Regions from separate parts of the Homo sapiens genome. Here region 2 is linked to region 1. A link is a contact called in ENCODE POLR2A ChIA-PET data. All regions are on one chromosome and are shown on one strand. The core of a region is the stretch at or near the end of the contact, and the rest is flanking DNA. Distances in the headings are between cores, read along the strand shown.

Region 1 (6,464 bases), core at 1,922-4,421:
TCAAAAAAAAAAAAAAAATCTGAAAAGATTTCTATAATTTTGCCTTTGAATTTTCTTGGCTACGTGACTCTGCCTTTGCTAATCTTGGAGAAGGTACATAACCTCTGTATGCCTCGGTTTCCTCATGCATAAAACAGGAATAATGATGGCTCTTAAGTCATAGAATTCAGTGTGTTGACATATGTAAATTCATAACACCACGCCCAGCAGAGGTAAGTCCTGAATACACGTTTGCCAAATAAACTAAAATACCAGTAACTTTCAGTTTCTGATTTCTCGTCGACCATCTGGAACTCTCAGAATTCTTGCTACGTGAGAAAATCTAACCCACAAAGAGTTTTCAAATGTAGTAAAACTTTTATAAATACCAAATCGAAAAGATGACATAATCTTCCATCTTGTAGGTATTTAATGAAATGTCTATTAATTTTAATTTTGCCATTTTATTTTTGCATTTTACAGTAGTACACAATGTTAATTATTAACACAGTGTTCATCGCCCCTCAAAATTCTGTGAGCTCCAGCCCTGTGAGCCTAACCAATAACCTAGCATCAGCAGGGGCAGAGGTCACACAGATGCCTCCAAGGGGGCTGATTCTGAGATGACCAAATGGAGGCAATGACCAGACCTATTGCCCAGTCCCACCTGGCTCTGCTCACCAAAGCTTTGGGGGTGGGGAGATGCCAGGGAGCTGTGCTAGCAGAAGTCAAAAGGTTCTGTCCAGAGACAGGTAGGTCAGGTTCACCTGGATCACAGCCATGACCAGGCAGGAGGCAGAGGGTGCCAAGGCTGTGTGTTCATGGACAAGGGGAACATCTTCTGAACTGGAGCCTCAGGGGGCAGGAAAAGGGGAGCAGGCTCTCCAGCTCTCCCTGCCCTGGCCCACCCTACCTGTTCTCCCATGATGTTGGGGCTGGAAAGGCCCAAGGGGATATCTAGTTTAGCCTCCTTCTCATTGACAGATGGAGCAGGGCGCTGGAGCAGAAGGGATCTGCCTGTTTCAGGCTGCGCTGGTTTCAGGTGCCCCTGCCCTGGAGCACCCTGCATCTCCACTCCACTTCCCAGCAATGAAGCTGTCCTGTGTTGCATGACATAGGTTTTCTTCCTTCAAAACAGCATTCCAGGGCTGCGCGCGGTGGCTCATGCCTATAATTAATCCCAGCACTTTGGGAGACGGAGGTGGGTGGATCACTTGAGGTCAGGAGTTCGATACCAGCCTGGCCAACATGGTGAAACCCCGTCTCTACTAAAAACACACACAAATTAGCCGAGTGTGGTGGCACACGTCTGTAATCCCAGCTACTTGGGAGGCTGAGGCAGGAGAATCACTTGAACCTGGGAGGCGGAGGTTGCAGTAAGCCGAGATTGCGCCATTGCCCTCCAGCCTCAGTGACAAGAGCAAAACTCCATCTCGAAAACAAAACAAAACAAAAGAAAAAACACAGCATTCCAGGGCTGGGTGTCTGTAATCAATCCTAGCACTTTGGGAGATGGAGGTGGACAGATCACTTGAGGTCAGGAGTTCGAGACCAGCCTGGGTAACATGGCAGAACCCCACATCTCTACAAAAATACAAAAAAATTAGCCAGGCATGGTGTCACATGCCTGTACTCCCAGCTACTTGGGAGACTGAGGCAGGGGGATAACCTGAGCTGGGGAGATGGAGGCTGTGGTGAGCTGTGATCATGCCACTGCGCTCCAGCCTGGGTGACACAGTGAGACCCTGTTTCAAAACAACAACAACAACTTAGCATTCCACACTCTGCTTTCCAGTGGACCTTCCCACCTTAAACCAGAAAAGGAATGAGTTAATACCAGAGTGTACACTGATATCTCTTCCTTCGTGGCTACAGGAGGATTGGAATCCTGGCTCAGTTCTGATTTGTTGTGTGATTTTTTTTTTTTTTTTTTGGTGGAGTTTCCCTCTGTCGCCCATTTAAAGTGCAGTGGTGTGATCTTGGCTCACTGCAACCTCTGCCTCCTGGGTTCAAGTGTTTCTCCTGCCTCAGCCTCCTGAGCAACCGGGATTACAGGCGTGCGCCACCACACCCAGCTAATTTTTGTATTTCTAGTAGAGACAGAGTTTTGTTTCTTTTCTTTTTCTTTCTTTTTTTTTTTTTTGAGATGGAGTCTTGCTGTGTTGCCCAGGCTGGTGCAATGGCGTGATCTCGGCTCACTGCAACCTCCACCTCCTGGGTTCCAGTGATTCTCCTCCCTCAGCCTCCCAAGTAGCTAGGATTACAGGTGCCCACTACCACGTTGGACTAATTTTTTTGTATTTTTAGTAGAGACGGGGTTCCGTCATGTTGGCCAGGCTGGTCTTGAACCCCTGACCTCAGGTGATCCACCCACCTCAGCCTCCTAAAGTGCTGGGATTACAGGCATGAGCCACCGTGCCCAGCCCAGAGACGGGGTTTCACCATGTTGGCCAGGCTGGTCTTGAATTCCTGACCTCAGGTGATCTGCCTGCCTCAGACTCCCAAAGTGCAGGAATTATGGGCATGTGCCACCACGCCCGGCCCGCCGTGTGATTTTGAGCATGACTCAACCTCTCTGGGTTTTGCTTGCCCCCGCTAACATATGAAGAAAAAACACTGGCTGCCTCTTCCGGGGCTCAGGGGTTCTAGTTGTCCACATCCATGAAGCTCCGGGCATACGGCAGGGCCTCAGGAAATATTAGTATGTCTCTCCCCACCCCCAATCCCATCAGGTGCTTCCTCTTTCAAAGTGTCTTCTGAATCCTTTATTCTCACCAAGGTGTCATGCTTAATAATAATTTTAAGGCTACTCCCTCCAGGGGAATTTTAGCAGGGATCTGTTAAAAAAAAAAAAAAAAAAGCTGATCGCTTATGGTAGAATTTCTGACAACATCTGAGAATGAGAAAATATTTTGTGTGGAGTTAGCTTAGGTGGGGGTGTTGGGGTGGTGCAATGGTGTGGAAGGGAGGAAGGGAGGCAACTGAACCTTGTCAAGTAGTGCCTCTATCTTTGTAGCAGGTGAGAAAAGGCCCGTATTAGAGGGGCTGCTGCAGTCTAGGCCTGGGGATGATGGCTGGGTTTCATCTGTTTTCCAGATGAGAAGCAGGGATTCCCAGCAAAGGAGAACCATGAGTCACAGGGAAAAGTCTGGCCGGAAGCTGCTGACACACATTCTCACAGGACTATGGCAAGTATGTTAATGATTTACAAGGGTGGATGGGAGAGCCCTGGAACCTGGCCTTCGGAACATGAGCTCATGGACCTGAGATTGGAGCTGTTTATACCTAACGTGACTGGGAATTAGTTATCTTTTCTTCTTGGGGACCAAGGAGAAAAGATGAACAGCTGGAGTTTAATAACAGTCTTGCAGAATGTTAAGGCCAAGAGCGATCTCAGAGATCAGCCAGTCCCACCACCTCCTATACAGACTGTGACGTGAACTGAGGCTTAGACAGGAGAGGGTGGTGGCCAGGGCCTCGAAGCTGAACTGGCAAGTCTCTGGGCCTGTCAGTCACTTAAAACACGGCGGGGGAGTTCTAAAGAAGCTTTTGTGGCTGGGCACGATGGCTCACACTTGTAATCCCAGCACTTTGCGAGACCGAGGCAGGTGTATCACTTGAGGCTAGGAGTTCAAGACCAGCCTGGCCAACGTGGTGAAACCCCATCTCTACTAAAAATACAAAAATTAGCCCCACATTGTGGCAGGCGCCTGTAATCCCAGCTACTCAGGAGGCTAAGGCAGGGGAATTGCTTGAACCTGGGAGGCGGAGGTTGCAGTGAGCTGAGATTGCATCACTGTACTCCAGCCTGGGTGACAGAGCAAGACTCTGTCTCAAAAAAAAAAAAAGTTTTTGTTCTTAACACTGTCTGGTGGCTGGGCGCAGTGGCTCACACCTGTAATCCCAGCACTTTGGGAGGCAGAGGCGGGCGGATCACGAGGTCAGGAGATCGAGACCATCCTGGCTAACACAGTGAAACCCTGTCTCTACTAAAAATACAAAAAATTAGCCGGGCGTGGTGGCGGGCGCCTGTAGTCCCAGCTACTCAGGAGGCTGAGACAGGAGAATGGCGTGAACCCGGGAGGCGGAGCTTGCAGTGAGCCGAGATCGCGCCACTGCACTCCAGCCTGGGCCACAGAGTGAAACTCAGTCTCAAAAAAACAAACAAACAAACAAACAAAACAACAAAAAAACACTGTCTGGCTCTTTGAATAAGATCAGCCCCAAGCATTTGGAGATAAAAATGTGTGCTGTCGGACACCGCTGTTACAATAGTGTAGAGGGATGGCATTAGGCAAACCCCGGGCAGGAACTCTGAAAAATGAAGCAAGACTGACCTATTAAAGCAATTGGATTGTGGTTGTTTTTTCTTTCTGCTAAACTTTGCTTGATTGTTGTTCTAAGTGTTTGCAAAATAAACCTCAGGGATAGAAGCGCTTAGGTGGAGAGCTGACACAATGCCCACATCTCAGGCTTGCCCACGTATTGGTATCACTGCTGTAATAATTACTACAACGTTATTGCCTTAACACATTTCCAGTTCTGTAGGTTAGAAGTTCAACTGAGGTCTTGCTGAGCTAAAGTCAAGGTGCAGGCAGGGCTGTGTCATATCTGGGGGCAACTGTAGGAGAATCTGTTTCCTTGCCTCTTCCAGCTTCCGGAAGCTGCCTGTATGCCTTGTCTTGTGGCCCCTTCCTCCCTCTTCAGTGCCAGCAACATTGCATTTACCTGACCATTCTTGTGTTGTCACATCTCTTTTTGACCACAGCCAGGAAATGTTCCCCGATTTTAAGAATTTATGTGATGAGATTGGGCCCACTTGGATAACCCAGGATAGTCTCCCTATCTCAGTGTCTGTACTCTTAGGCCCCATGTGGCAGCTCATGCCTGTAATCCCGGCACTTTGGGAGCCCGAGGTGGGCAGATCACTTGAGGTCGGGAGTTCGAGACCAGCCTGGCCAACATGGTGAAACCCTGTCTCTACCAAAAAATACAAAAAATAGCCGGGTGTGGTGGCACACACCCTTAGTCCCAGCTACTCAGGAGGTTGAGGTGGGAGGATGGATTGAGCTGGGGAGGTGGAGGTTGCAGTGAGCTAAGATCGTGCCACTGCACTCCAGCCTGGGCAACTGAGTGAGACCCTGTCTCGAAAACAAACAAACAAAAAATCACGTCAGCAAAGTCCATTTTGCCAGGTAAGGCAACATATTCACAGGAATTAGCACAGGAATTAGGGTGTGGGCATTTTGGGGCCATTATTCTGCCTATATACTTTCAATTCTATTTTATATTCTGAATATTTGTATACAGAAAAGTGCATAAATAATTACAAAATGCCAGCTTTATATATATATTACATACATATATTACATATATAACATATATATTATATATATTACATATATATATGTTATATATACATATATATATATTTTTTTTTTGAGACCAGGTCTCACTCTGTTGCCTAGGCTGGAGTGCAGCAGTGTGATCGCGGCTCACTGCAGCCTTGACTTCCCCGCCTCAAGCAATCCTCCCACCTCAGCCTCCTGAGTAGCTGTGACCACAGACGTGTGTCATCACACCTGGCTAATTTTTTTTTTTTTGTAAAGATGAGGTCTTGCTATGTTGGCCAGGCTGGTCTCAAACTCCTGGGCCTAAGCCAGCCTCCTGCCTGCCTTGGCCTCCCAAAGTGCTGTGGTTACAGGTTTGAACCACAGCACACAGCCTTTTGATTTTCTAACTTTTTTTTTTTTTTGAGATGGAGTCTCGCTCTGTTGCCCAGGTTGGAGTGTAGTGGCACAATCTCGGCTCACTGCAACCTCTGCCTCCCAGGTTCGAGCGATTCTCCTGCGTCAGCCTCCAGAATAGCTGGGACTACAGGTGTGTGCCATTACGCCCAGCTAATTTTTGTATTTTTAGTAGAGATGGGGTTTCGCCAGGTTGGCCAGGCTGGTCTCGAACTCCCGACCTCAGGTGATCTGCCCGCCTTGGCCCCCCAAAGTGCTGGGATTACAGGCGTGAGCCACCATGCCCAGCTGTGCAGCCTTTTAATTTTCATAAACTGACCACACCCGTGTAACCAGCCCCCAGATCAAGAAACAGAACATGCTCTGTAGCCCCAGAAGTCCTGCTCCTGCCCTCTTCCCATGCACAGTGTGATTTAGCATTTGTTGACATTAGAAAATTCTGTGTATATGTGAGGTCAGGAGTTCGAGACCAGCCTGACCAACATGGAGAAACCCCATCTCCATGAAATTAGCCGGGCGTGGTGGCACATGCCTGTAATCCCAGCTACTTGGGAGGCTGAGGCAAGAGAATTGCTTGAACCTGGGAGGTGGAGGTTGCGGTGAGGCGAGATCGCGACATTGTACTCCAGCCTGGGCAACAAGAGCAAAACTCCGCCTCAAAAAAAAAAAAAAAAAAAAAGAAAGAAAGAAAATTCTGTGTATAGGTAATACCTGGAGTATTATTGAAATACAAAGGAG
Region 2 (6,464 bases), core at 2,730-5,229, 220 kb before region 1:
GGGTGGGGGAAGCAGCAGATATTTCAGTGGTCACATGGGAGAGTGTGCTAAGGACACTTGTGGGAATCTGGCCTGTTCTCCCTGGAGGTACATTTGCTGGGTTCTGGTGCCGGAAGCTGGGGAGTGGGGAGGAAACTTTTTCTAAAGGGCAGAATTGTGCTTAGGGAACAAAAGATCAGCCCTGGGAGGAGACCTGTCTCAAACACACTGCCAATGTCTCCTCCCCAGACACTTGCCAGATTTTAAGGCTACTTGGGAAGAACGGGGAGAGCTAGGCTGGAACCTCTGATGGACAGAGCTGCTGTCTTGTCATCTTTTAGGGCTGAGGAGACAAAGGCCCAGGGGGTTCTCAATAAAGAGACTATGGGCCGGGCATGGTGGCTCAAGCCTGTAATCCCAGCACTTTGGGAGGCCGAGACAAGCCGATCACCTGAGGTGAGGAGTTCGAGGCCAGCCTGGCCAACATGGTGAAACCCCGTTTCTACCAAAAATATAAAAATTAGCTGGGCGTGGTGGTGTGCAACTGTAATCCCAGTTGCTCAGGAGGCTGAGGCACGAGAATAGCTTGAACCTGGGAGGCGGAGGCTGCAGTGAGCCAAGATGGTGCCATTGCACTTCAGCCTGGGTAACAAGGTGAGATTCTATCTCAAAAAAAAAAAAAAAAGAGAGAGAGACTATGAAGGCATGGTCTGGAAACAAGGACACCCTGGACATAGGTTGAGTATGATGAGAACTATGGCCCCGCCCCTTTACTGCTCAGTTTCTGATTAGAATGAGGTGAAAAGCCCCTTCATACTGGTTATCCAATAGGGCTAGTTTGTATACAGCTTTTTTCACTTAAGCATGAATATTTTTAGGAGGTGAAGAGGACCCATCTCTGGAGCGAATGACATCACCTAGAGCCTTCTTCCTTCTTATATACAATGTTCAGCACCTCATTAAAATCACTAGACATGAAAAGAGTCAGATGCAGATATTAAAGTTAGTAGACAAGGACTTTAAAATAATAATGAGGCTGAACACGATGGCTCACGCCTCTAATCCCAGCACTTACGGAGGCCAAGGTGGGAGGATCACTTGAGCGCAGGAGTTTGAGACTACTCTGGGCAAGACCCCATCTCCACAAAAAATTTTTTTAATTAGCTGGACATGGTGGTTTGTGCCTATGGTCCCAGCTACTAGGGAGGCTGAGGTGGGAGAATCCCTTGAGCCCAGGAGTTTGAGGCTGCAGTGAGTCATGATCCTGTCACTGCACTCAAGCGTGGGGGACAGAGTGAGACATTGTCTCTACAAATAAATAAACAAAAAGTCAATAAAAGTAATAATGATTAATGTGTCAAATAGAAGAAATACAGATAAAATAATAAAAGTTATATTTTTCAATGAGAAATTGGCATCTTTGAAGAAAAAGAATGAAATTAAAATTCTAGAACTAAACAATTAAGAACTTAAGGGGACCAGGCATGGTGGCTTATGCCTGTAATCCCAGCACTTTGGGAGGCTGAGGCGGGTGGATCAATTGAAGTCAGGAGTTTGAGACCAACCTGGCCAACATGGTGAAACCCCGTCTCTACAAAAAAATACAAAGATTAGCCGGGCATGGTGGCTAATTCCATGATGTAATTCCAGCTACTTGGGAGGCTGAGGCCTGAGAATCACTGGAACCCAGGAGGTGGAGGTTGCAGTGAGCTGAGATTGCGCCACTGCACTCCAGCCTGGACAACAGAGTGAGACCCTGTCTCAAAAATTAATAAATAAATAAATTAAAATAAAATAGTACTGCCTGAGACTGGGTATTTTATGAAGAAAAGAGGTTGAGTTGACTCACAGTTCTGCAGACTTAACAGGAAGCATGACCGGGAGGCCTGAAGAAACTTACACTCATGGTGGAAGGAGAAGGGGAAGCTGGCACGTCTTACCATGGCAGAGTAGGAGCTGTGGAGATGGGCAGAGTGCCACACATTTTTTTTTTGAGACAGAGTGTCCCTTTGCCACCCAGGCTGGAGCGCAGTGGCACAATCTCAGTTCACTGCAGCCTCCGCCTCTCAGGTTCAAGCAATTCTCCTGCCTCAGCCTCCCAAGTAGCTGGGATTATAGGCACATGCCACCTCGCCTGGCTACTTTTTGTATTTTTAGTAGAGACTGGGTTTCACCATGTTGGCCAGGGTGTGGTCTCGAACTCCTGACCTCAGGTGATCCACCCGCTGCCTCCCAAAGTGCTGGGATTACAGGTGTGAGCCACCGTGCCTGGCCAAGTGCCACACTTTTAAACCATCAGATCTTGTGAGAACTCACTCCCTATCACGAGAACAGCAAGGGGGAAATCCACCCCTATAATCCAATCACCTCCCACCAGGCTCCTCCTTCAACACGTGGGGATTACAATTCCACATGAGATTTGGGTGGGGACACAGAGCCAAACCGTATCACCCCTTCAAGTAAGCATAGTCCCAGAATAAAAGGAGAGAGAGAGAGGAACGGGAGCAGAGAAAGGAACAGATTATGGCCAAGAATTTCCAGAAAATAATAAAAGATGACAATCCACAGAATAAAGCAGCTCTACTTAGCCCCAGCAGGATAAACATACAGAAAACCACATTCTAGGGACAGCACAGTCAAAGTGCTGGAAAGCAAGCACAAGGAAAAAGCAGCTGGGGGTGGCGGTGGGCGGGCGAGGACAAAGCACCTTCAAAAGAACGTTGATGAATTGGGGTGGGCAGAGGGGGGGCTAGTGGGGAACGTAGGAGCATCCTTTGCTGGTCACAGAGACACAAAGATGCGCCACACGTGGTCCCCTCCCAAAGGAGCTGACAGGCCAGGAGGGAAACAGGATGGCAATACCTTGGGCTTAGCTTGTGACAGGCAGACACGGGGAGGACCCGGAGAGCGCAGGAGAGGAGACAGGTAACCCAGACTGGGCCTCAAAGTAGTCTCCGCAGAGTGGGAGCTTCTCACCAGAGTTTTGAAGAACAAGTGAGAATGACTTAGGGATGAAGAAGCTTATTCCAGCGGGGAGGGGGGAGGGGGGAGGGATAGCATTAGGAGATATACCTAATGCTAAATGACGAGTTAATGGGTGCAGCACACCAGCATGGCACATGTATACATATGTAACTAACCTGCACATTGTGCACATGTACCCTAAAACTTGAAGTATAATAATAATAAAAAAAATTAAAAAATTTAAAAAAAGAAAAAAAAAAGAAGCTTATTCCAGATAGAAGCCACCAGTGGGTCCTGTCTGCACCAGCCCTCACCCCACCCGGGTGCAGGCCCTACTATCCTAAAGGAGGAGTGTGGGCCGGGCGTGATAGCTCATGCCTTTAATCCCTGCACTTTGGGAGGCTGAGGGGGGCAGATCACTTAAGGTCAGGAATTTGAGACCAGCCTGGCCAACATGGTAAAAACCCATCTCTACTAAAAATACAAAAATTAGCCAGGCGTGGGGGTGAGTGCGTGTAATTCCAGCTACTCAGGAGGCTGAGGCAGGAGAATTGCTTGAACCCAGGAGGCAGAGGTTGCAGTGAGCCGAGATCGTGACATTGCACTCCACCCTGGGTGACAGAGCAAGACTCCATCTCAAACAAAAAGAAATAAAAAAATAAAAATAAAGGAGAGTGTGGAGCATGGCATGGCACAGCCCTACCCAGGAACACAGCGGTGCCAGCACTCTCTTCTGCCCCTCTCAGAAACCTTTCCCTCCAGGCCAAGCAGCTTCTTGGATTTCAGAGCGACATCTCAGTTTGAAAGTCCACTTTGGAAGTGAAAAGCAGTACAACATCCTTTGCCCTGAGGCGTGGATCTTACTTCTGGGGACTGTTCATTTAACACACCTCTTAAAGGCAAATATTTTCAAATAACCTGTCTGGTTGGCAGCAATTAACCACCTCACACTGCTGGGCACTGAGCTAAAGGCTGAAAATTAAGGAACAAACAAGTCCAGGCCTGCCCTTGGGGAGGGAAGATTCTTAATGAGAAACATTTGAGGGCCAACCTTTGGGTACATTGCTTTTGAGCCAATGTGCTGTAATGTGATGTTTTTTTTCTTCCCCTAACGGGGTTAGCTTTAGAAGTATGTTTGGCAAGCACTTTTAACAACCCGCACTGCATCTCAGCACATGTTCATTATTGGCATAAAACAACATTGGAATTGAGACTATCCAAAAGGCATGAAAAAATTTGGAGGTATGTGTAATTTCGTAATGTTATGCCTAATTTCTAATGCCAGTTTTTCAGGTTTAAGTTTTGGCAAGTTAGAGTCACAATGGGGACATAGGCCAAACAAACAAAAAACAAGCCCAAACTAAAAAAGAAAAGAAATATGCATATGTTAAAGACTATCATTATCTCACCGAGACTGAACCCTGAAATCAAAACTGAGACATTCCCCAGAGAACGTGTGTGCTTTTTATGGCAGGCTTTATTCGTGCCTAATCTCTTTTTGCACATGAAAATCACTTTAATAAAACTTCCCCACACATTCGCATTCTAGAAAGAGAGCGTTTGTTGGTGATTCTGAGGTCTTATAACTTCATTTTGATGCCAGGGGATATTTGAAATATGTTTTTAAAACTTTAATGGAAAATGAAACAGATCATAAAGATAGGAGATCTACTTTAGAGGGTCAAGTAAAAATTTGTTCATAGTTAAACAGAATTCATAATGCTTTAGAACTGAACCAAAAACAATTGTTTCTAAACGCTGAAGTCACCACCGAGACTCAAAACCTGGAGCTGGGCTGCCTGGATCCTTCTCTGCTGCAGCAATAGAATATTTCAACTGCTTTTTAAAAACACCACACAGTAATGACTCATTGATCAAGTGAGTTGGAACGAATCTGGAAAATGCCAGTTCCCCGTGAGCAATTGCCCTCCCCAACCCCCCCCGCAATACTGAAGCTTACCACTTCCAGTGACAAGCCTTTGTTCGTTTTGTCAATTTCGAATGGAAAGATTTCCAAAATATAGAAATATCCTTGCTGATACAGTTGGGATATTTGTCCCCACCCGTATCTCATGTTGAATTGTAATCCCCAATGTTGGAGGTGGGGCCTGGTGGGAGGTGTTTGGATCATGGCGGCCAATTTCTCATGAATGGCTTGGGCTATCCCCTTGCTGATAAGTGAGTTCTAACCCCGAGTTTATACAACATCTGGTCATTTAAAAGTGTGTGGCACCTCCCCTTCTTCTCTCTCTCTTTCTCTCTCACCTTTCTGCTTTTGCCATGTGACGTGCCTGCTCCCCTTCACCTTCTGCCATTATTTTAAGCTTTCTGAGCTTCCTGCGTATGATGTACATTGGTTCGGTCCTGTAAGGTGGGACAACTCGAAGTGGGGGCTTCCAGGTTAAAGGTAGACAAGAGACAAAAGGTTGCATTCTTTTGAGTCCTTGACCAGTCTTCCACTGAATACACAATTTAGTCCCGTTCAGTGAATCTGCATTTTTACATAAACGATAGGGAAGAGGAAGCAATCAGATAGGCATTTGTCTCAGGTGAGCCTCAGAGGGATGACTTTGAATGGAATGGGAGGCAGCTTTGTCCTAAGCAGTTCCCAGCTTGACTTTTTCCTTTAGTTTAGTGATTTGGGGGTCCCAAGATTTATTTTCCTTTCACTCACAGAAATCCTTAATGTGATATGATCAAATCAAATCCAGAAATATACAAAAAGGACAATCCATCATGACCAAGTCAGACTGATCACAGAAATTCAAGGTTGGTTTAACACTTGAAAATCAATCAGTGTAAGTCACCACGTTGCCATAAATCATGTAATCATTTCAATATATGCAGATGATATGGTTTGGCTCTATGCTCCCACTCAAATCTCATCTCCAATCGTAATCCCTACATGTTGAGGGAGGGACCTGTAATTCCCACATGTGGAGGGAGGAAGGTGAATGGATCATGGGGCCGGTTTCCCTCGTGCTGTTCTCGTGATAATGAGGGAGTTTTCACGAGATCTGATGGTTTTTTAAGTGTTTGGAAGCTCGTCCTTCATCCTCCTCTCTCCTGATGGCTTGTGAAGAAAGTACTTGCTTCCCTGTCACCTTCCTCCATAGTGTTAAGCTTCCGGAGGCCTCCCCAGCCAGGCTGAACTGTGAGTCAATTAAACCTCTTTCCTTTACAATTTACCCACTCTCAGGTAAGTTCTTTATGGCAGTGGGAAAATGAACTAATACAGCAGAAAAAACACTTGACAAAATTCAACAATCATTGATGCTTAAAAGGTCTCCATAGGCCAGGTGCGGTGGCTCACGCCTGTAATCCCAGCACTTTGGGAGGCCGAGGCCAGTGGATCACCTGAGGTCAGGAGTTCAAGACCAGCCTGGAAAATGCAGTGAGACCCCATTTCTACTAAAAATACAGGCTGGCATGTTGGCTCACTCCTGTAATCCCATCACTTTGGGAGACCAAGGCGAGTGGATTGCCTGAGGTCAGAAATTCAAGACCAGCCTGGCTAACAT

Evidence for each region. ChIA-PET counts read pairs that join two places held with the same protein, here RNA polymerase II (POLR2A).
Region 2: POLR2A ChIA-PET joins it to region 1 with 12 read pairs in BJ. The contact joins two enhancer-like sites. POLR2A ChIA-PET finds 5 or more read pairs at or near these places in 2 of 52 experiments (BJ and T-cell).

Annotation. Positions count from the first base shown.
Region 1 is chr22:45,243,203-45,249,666 of GRCh38, reverse strand. No RefSeq gene overlaps it. Among named protein-coding and RNA genes, the nearest start is that of KIAA0930, 5.5 kb to the right of the region's middle. RefSeq lists enhancers at 1-35, 2,871-2,930, 3,110-3,254 and a cis regulatory region at 3,175-3,188. Within about 2 kb of position 3,171, at least 22 of the 41 ENCODE cell types and tissues checked have a DNase peak (open chromatin) inside an H3K27ac peak, as active enhancers do.
Region 2 is chr22:45,467,411-45,473,874 of GRCh38, reverse strand. No RefSeq gene overlaps it. Among named protein-coding and RNA genes, the nearest start is that of FBLN1, 32 kb to the left of the region's middle. Within about 2 kb of position 3,979, at least 8 of the 41 ENCODE cell types and tissues checked have a DNase peak (open chromatin) inside an H3K27ac peak, as active enhancers do.